2 separate regions of the Homo sapiens genome follow, and region 2 is linked to region 1. A link is a contact called in ENCODE Hi-C or POLR2A ChIA-PET data. All regions are on one chromosome and are shown on one strand. The core of a region is the stretch at or near the end of the contact, and the rest is flanking DNA. Distances in the headings are between cores, read along the strand shown.

The links. A loop is a pair of places that touch in the nucleus more often than their neighbours do. ChIA-PET counts read pairs that join two places held with the same protein, here RNA polymerase II (POLR2A). Pooled maps may share reads with other maps.
Region 2: a loop to region 1 is called in a map of B cell, with 10 times the contacts of the local background. The contact joins two enhancer-like sites. A Hi-C loop is called at or near these places in 76 of 168 maps with a recorded cell type or tissue (A673, B cell, CD14-positive monocyte and 47 more), 37 of 37 single-sample maps with no recorded cell type and 43 of 50 pooled maps. POLR2A ChIA-PET finds 5 or more read pairs at or near these places in 19 of 52 experiments (A549, BJ, CD4-positive, alpha-beta T cell and 16 more).

What each region holds. Positions count from the first base shown.
Region 1 is chr22:40,434,980-40,438,615 of GRCh38, forward strand. It overlaps MRTFA (myocardin related transcription factor A), which reads right to left. Exons shown (of 15, transcript NM_020831.6): 5 at 520-575. Among named protein-coding and RNA genes, the nearest start is that of SGSM3, 66 kb to the left of the region's middle. RefSeq lists enhancers at 1,312-1,371, 1,632-1,761, 1,882-1,931, 2,002-2,051. Within about 2 kb of position 1,677, at least 22 of the 41 ENCODE cell types and tissues checked have a DNase peak (open chromatin) inside an H3K27ac peak, as active enhancers do; they include B cell, CD14-positive monocyte, OCI-LY7 and 2 more, where a contact is called at or near this core.
Region 2 is chr22:40,490,764-40,494,399 of GRCh38, forward strand. All of the region lies in intron 3 of MRTFA (myocardin related transcription factor A), which reads right to left. Among named protein-coding and RNA genes, the nearest start is that of MRTFA-AS1, 29 kb to the right of the region's middle. Within about 2 kb of position 1,693, at least 7 of the 41 ENCODE cell types and tissues checked have a DNase peak (open chromatin) inside an H3K27ac peak, as active enhancers do; they include B cell, CD14-positive monocyte, OCI-LY7 and 2 more, where a contact is called at or near this core.

The DNA of each region.
Region 1 (3,636 bases), core at 427-2,926:
TGGGCCAGTTTCTGCTTTCCACAAGAGTCAAGTGGATACCACCTACTCTGGGCAGATGGAGACCAAGAAGGTTTCCTGCCCCTTGGAATGCCCGTCCTGTGAGGTGTGGCCAGTGTAACCCCGGACTTGGGAAGCTTTTCCATTGGCTAATGTTTGTGTCCCAACATCTACAAAACGTTAAGTGGAATTAAAGATGGGGAAATACCAGTGGTCTCCAAAGCACTCCAAAATTCAGGCAAGGAGGATCGGGTGATCATTCCATATCCTTAAATGTACAAAAAGAGAAACCTCATTCCAATCATGTTCCATATAATCACCATGGGAGGTAAATGAGAGAAGGGATGAAGTAGGAGAAGCAGAGCTTTCCATTTAAAACCACAAGGCCAGGGCTGGCCCTAGAGTCTAGCAGGCTCTGGCCTCAGAGTTCTATGGAAAGCTCTAAATGGAAATATAACCAGCAATGCAATGAGCTCTGAAAATGCTCTTTGGGAGTTCTGAGGGGGAAAAAAGGTACCTTACCCTGGCCCGCTCCAAGCTCCTTCTCTGCTCATGAAATGCGGCTGGACTTTTCAAAGCTGTTGAGAGAAGAACCGTAAAGATTACCTTCAAGCGAAGCATCATGTCTAGTGCTACGATATTCAGTGGAGAAGGCATCTTAAATTCATGTTACTGGCTGGGCGTGGTGGCTCACGCCTGTAATCCCAACACTTTGGGAGGCTGAGGCAGGCAGATCACGAGGTCAGGAGATCGAGACCATCCTGGCTAACATGGTGAAACCCTGTCTCTACTAAAAATACAAAAAATTAGCCAGGCGTGGTGGTGGTGGGCGCCTGAAGTCCCAGCTACAAGGGAGGCTGAGGCAGGAGAATGGCGTGAACCTGGGAGGCAGAGCTTGCAGTAAGCCGAGATTGCGCCACTGCACTCTAGCCTGGGCAACAGAGCGAGAAACCGTCCCCCAAAAAAAAAAAAAAAAAATCACATTACTGTTAGTAGTACTATAAATATCAGTTGAAGTGAAGGCAATGACACCTGAGTAAGCATGTATCTTTATGGTTTAGCTACCCCATTCAAACAGTTTTGGTAGAAACCAAAATATGACTCCTAATGGGAACTGTCACTGCCTAAGCTTGGGCTATATAAAGTGCACCCATGGAATGTAACTTTAACAAACACCCTGGCCCATGACTGGACCGTCAGCCGCAAATCCCCCTTCAGCTAGGACTCCAAGAACGCCTGCTAGGCCTCACATTATTCTCAGGACACCTGCACACAGGAAGGGGCACAGATGCATGCCAAATTAACCTTACTTCCTCAACCTCACGAGGAATCATAAAGTGGCCAAACTGTTTCAATGGGACAGTTAAAACCAAAAAGATATATGTCCACTCGGCACTATTTCCTTCTTCACTGCACCTGTTATTTATAGTGCTGCTAAAATTAACTTGAATTTCATCTCTAAGGACTAAAAGAACCCCATGGCAATTGTATGTGAAGGAACACACACAACCGACAGCTGAGACGAAGGGCTCAGCTCTATTCTGGGGATACCACACAAAGACCACAAGTCTCGACTTCTGCAAACAACACTCAGGTGGCAAGACCAAACCAAGAGCCTCCAGAAAGGCTGCACCATGAATGGAAGGTCTGACTCCTTTTGTCAAAAACTTGGCTGTAAGGACAAATAGCAACTTAAGACACTCTGAGGATGAGAGGGAAAGGCCTGACTCACTTCAAGTAGGGAACAGAGGCAATAAGAGAGAAATTTATAAGACTGTGGTCAGTTTCACTTCTCCTGCCCTAGAATTTCCAAAGAGCTGTGAAACTGCGAGCAGAGATAACTTTTGCTAGGCTGCTGGCTGCGGTAGGAGTGCAGGGTTAAGGAGCTGCTAAAAGTAGCAAGAGAGCATAGATAGGACCCTATCCTGCCTGGGCCGTTGTGCTTCTTCCTCCTTCCTCTCCACCCCCAGCGGGGGGCTGGGCCTCAGCAACAGCAGTCCCAGAAGAAAGCTTCAATTGTCCCAGTGGTATTTATTTTTAAAAATTTTTTGTGAATCTTAAGATAAAAAAGAAACTACAGTCTTAAAAGTACTACTGAGATCCCATCTTCTAACAGAAGGGGGAGCTCTAGATTTAACAAATAACATCAAAGAAAAACCAGTACAAGTTACCTCCCCAACCTACCTGGGCACTATCCAGGATTCCCCACTTCTTACATGGGCAGGTCGTGGGCATTTCAGTGGGTAAATAGACACCCCCTGCACCTGCTTCTACTGTGTAACGCTAGCTCAACTCCAAACGTCCTGCTCTGCAGGAACCCGGGTGTGATGCATCACACGTAACCTTGGCTCTTGGAAAGCTTAGCACATGCATGAGACAGTAAGTACAAAGAATCAAGAGAAAACGGACACTGTCCACCCCACCCCAGCTTCCTTTTCTGCCTCATTTTTCTCCGCAGCACTCATCACTGTCTTGACAGTCTTTATATAAATACTACGTATCTGGCTGGGCATGGTGGCTCACGCCTGCAATCCCAGCACTTTGGGAAGCCGAGGTGGGCAGATCATGAGGTAAGGAGTTCGAGACGAGCCTGGCCAACATGGTGAAACCCCGTCTCTACTAAAAATACAAACATTTTTGTACAGGCATGGTAGAGGGTGCCTGTAATCCCAGCTACTCAGGAGACTGAGGCAGGAGAATCACTTGAACTCAGGAGGCAGAGGTTGCAGTGCGCCAAGATAGTGCCACTGCACTCCAGCCTGGGAGACAGAGCAAGACTCCGTCTCAAAAAAAAAAAAAAAAGGCGGAATACTACATACTTTTCTTGTTTACTCTCAGTCTCCCACGTTTACATTTACAACATGTCCCCATCAGAGCACAGCAAGGGTTTTGTCTATTTTTTTAGTCACTCACAGCATTCCCCAAGTGCCTAGAATACCAGGCACACAGTATACCCTCAATAATTATTCACTCGATGAATTAGTGAGTATTCTGTAAGAAACGGACACAAGGTGACTAGTGACAGGAGGACAGGAGGATTCTGCGGCAGAGCTCTAAACTTTCATCTAAACAGCCAGAATTCTGGTTCTCAACCGGGTTCGAAACCTCACAGAAGTTCTGGATAGACAGTCAAGGGATCTGTGTTCTAGTACTGAGTGCTACCAATTACTGCTGGGTGACATGGGTTTTGACTGCTTTCTGGGTCTAATTTTCTTCCAGAGTGAGAATCTGCCCACCTCTCAGAACCCTTGTAAGGAAGAAACACCAGTGAGAGTGCCCTGAACCAAATGGTATATGTGTCGATATATTCAGGTGTTGCTGTCACCAAATGCTGTAATTTGGTTGAATCACTGGCTTGATTCACTTACAGGCCAGCTAGTTTCTGTACCACAGCCAGAGATTCTCTGTCTAAAACCCTGGCTGACTTGCTGCCTCAACAACCCACACTGGCTATCCCCAAAGGGTAAGGCACAAACCCAAAGGCACAAACCCAACTTCTAGAAGAACAATTCACCAGAACATCTTGAGGACATCATCTTCATGTACAAAGGGTGGTGCACCACTAGTGGAGGACAGGTGATAGGTGAAATGGCTACAGCATACATAGTCCCCCTCATCTGCAGTTTCGCTTTCCATGGT
Region 2 (3,636 bases), core at 443-2,942, 56 kb after region 1:
AAAAGAAATGTCTAAGTGTTTAGAAAAGTAGCATTTACATAATTATTATACATTGTATATAAATTCTGATAGTAGATAATTAGGGTTTCCAAGATAGGAGAAGAAAATATTGACAATTCTCTTTTATTCATATTTGACAGGATTTGGATAAAGCTCCTATTGTCGTTTTTTTCATAACCTAGAACTCTTCTAAAAGAATTTTCCTCAAATTTAAAAGTGAACTTTTCTAAATAACTCAAATGTGTCCATTCTACTCCCAAAGGATTTTCTTTTCCTGCAGTATAAGACTATGAAAGAAGCCGAGCACGGTGGCTCACACCTGTAATCCCAGCACTTTGGGAGGATGAGGCGGGAGGATCGCTTAAGGCTGGGGTTCAAGACCAGCATGGCCAAAATGGCAAAACCCCATCTCTACAAAAAATATAAAAATTAGCCGGGTGCAGTGGTGCACGCCTGTAGTCCTAGCTACTCAGGAGGCTGAGGCTGGAGAATCACTTGGGCCCAGGAGGTGGAGGTTGCAGTGAGCCATGATTGAGCCACTGTACTCCAGCCTGGGCCACAGGAGTGAAAACCTGTCTTAAAAAAAAAACAAAACCAAGACTATGAAGGAAGGCTGTTCACATAGGCAAACTCTTTTAATATTGATAAGACCAGTCCAAATTGTTCACCCTAAGCAAAACTAAGACGCAATACAAGTAAAAAGCCTTCCAAGTGTTATTTTATTTTAAATTATGATGTCTTAGTGTTATAAACCTTAAAGGGTTATCTATCTACTTTCAAGTATTCAACAGACAGAAGAAACTGAAATGATCATCAATAGCTCCCATTTGTATAGTACCTAAGGCCAAAGTGCATTTTATGGATAAAACATTGAATCTGACCCACATAAAGAGTAATTCCGCCTTATTAAAGAAAAGTTTTTTCTTCCCTTATTCCACAATCTAGGCTTGGCTATATGAGCTCTGCACGGTGGGGAAAAAAGGAGTAAGAAAGTGAAACATCCTAATCACTGTTCCACCAGGTCATGAAATGCACCCTACAGTACTATGTTCAGTTATCTATTTGTTGGGTGCTCAACAAACTTTAATACAAATCCTGGGAGAATAAACCACCCAAAGTCAAAGCTTGGATGGCTACAGAGAAATAGGACTGGGATAAAAGACAGCAGTTAAGTTTGAAAGGAAACAAAAGCATGCAAATCCCAAAGGCACAAATACTCGAACCTTCCCGCAAACTGTGATAATGGGTCAGGCACACTGCTGAGTAATAGCTGTCCTTTCTCGGCTTCAGGACAATCCACGAGAGTGGCAGAATCCTGCAGGTGGACTGATGAATCTTGGCCTTCTCCTCCAGCATGCTGGAGGAGATTCGAGTCTCCACAGGCCAATGCTGCAATAAACCACTCTTCCTTCCCTCTCTCCTTAAAGAGGCCATTTATTATTTGCCGAAGATCTGATTAGCCCTGCTCTTTAAGTTAAAGTGGGCACTTCATTCTACAGTGCAAAGGGTTGCAAGAACAGTTAGATCCCAAGTTTACTTAGGGAGTGGGGCATTAAAAGCAGTGACAGCAGAAGGTCAGAATCAGTAACTCTACTGGCAAAACATTTCTTCCTGTCAGCACTGGGCCTAGACACAGACACCTCCCTCTTCTATCCAAATGCCAAAAAGCAGAACTGAGATGATTTCAATGTGTAGAGCTGGAAGAGGAGAGGGTTCCCTTAGAGAAAATGCTCATAGCAACCAACCAACCTCATTCACCCAAAATAGTAAACAGTTGGTTTCTCTGCTCAGAACCAAAAGGCTTCTGCCAGACAAGCAGTATCACATGACTAGGTTCCCTCTTCTCTCTCTTGCCCTCCCTCCCTTCTTGTACAAAGCCTGCACCCAAAATGGAACAAGGAGCTATAACACAACATTATTTTACTGGACACATTCATCTTTAAAATGTTTGAAGATAAAAGATACCAAAAAGCAGAGGGGGGAGGTACCAAAGGAAAAACTCAGGAAGAATTTACTTTGAAAAAAGTCCTATCACAGTACTGATGTGGGAACCATAAACGTAATGGTTAACTGGCAAGTGTACTCAATGAATGAAAAAACAAATGGACACTTCTCACCAATTTGTAAACACTTTGCTGACAAAATATTTAAAAGAAGATACAGTTCAATACATATTTGACCTTTCCTTTAGAAAGACAATATAGGCTCTTAAGATGCTGGCTAGAGTCAGAGATAATATATTGGCACAATAGTGACAACCCACCAAAATTTGGGATTCAAACCCTTATCTTGTTGACCTCAGCTTACCTCACCATTTGATTTTACTCCTTGTATGTCACAGTCCCATCATTCACATCATTAGGAAGGAAATCAGGACAGCTACACTAACAGGCAACTGAAAAATCTACCCAGCTGATTATGAAAACAAAGGCCACCATGACACTGGCATTTCCACCTAAACAGAAGGGGGAAGATATTAAGGCTGACAGCACAGCTGGAACCAGATGTGCCACCATATTCTTCTCCCTACAAGGTTCCTCACACTTGAAAGCTAAGCGAGGCATGCAGTATAGAGACACAAAAATGAAAACCTCTATGCTGATCAATCTGTTCCACTAGGAAACTAGATAAAGTATAAGAATCAAAAGTGTCACAATCATCTGCCATGACCTCTACTCACAGGGCCAACAGGGGCACTTTGAGAGTAAAATCACTGATGCTCGTCCATCCCTTGCACTGTAAACTGCTCAATAAATATTTATAAAGTGGAAAGAAAAGGAAAAGGAAAATGAAAGAGGAAAAATTTACATGAGAAATCCTTAATTTAAGCAACAATTTTTCCAGCAAGAGCATGTGGAGATTGTTACTTGGCTACTGTCAGAATACAAATACCAGCAATAAATGATTTGTCATCAAGGATGAGGAGCAACTGGAACTCCCAGACATTACTGAGGAGGATGGAAAACGATAATGCTATGTAGAAAAACAGTTTGGGAGTTTCTTATAAATTTACACTTACCATAAAACCCAGTAATCCTATTCCTGAGTATTTATCTAAGAGAAGTGAAAACATACATCCACATAAAGAACTGTACATTGTCTTTGGATAATAGTGTTTAGGTCTCAGTTCTGTGCCTGATGTAAATTGTCTACCTTGTTTCACCTAAGAAGCGTGTCTTTGGAAATGTGAATTTAGAGTTGCCTAGCTAACAACTCTTCAGGGGAATGAAGCAGGTAATTGAAATTGATAGTCTAAAGTGGGAGAGAGAAACTATTTGAAAACTGGTAAATGAAAGATCTTAGATTTCTGTGTGTCTCTATGCCTATATGGTTTATATGTGTCACGTGTATGTGGTATTTCACTACCAAATTATATTAAAGAGCTCTTATCTATTGGCTTAGAGAAAAGTGCTTTTCTATTGTCTCTGAAATAAAAATAAACTCAAATGCCTTTTAGTTCATCTGACTTTAGTAATAAAGGGAGATATTATTATTTTATATTAATTGTAATTAACATGTCATTAAAACTACTAGGTTAAAAAAAAGAGCTATATGTGAATATTCGTAGCAGCTTTATTTGTGATTGCCAAAAAGTGTTCTTCAACTTGTGAATGGAATAAAAAATTATATACAGGC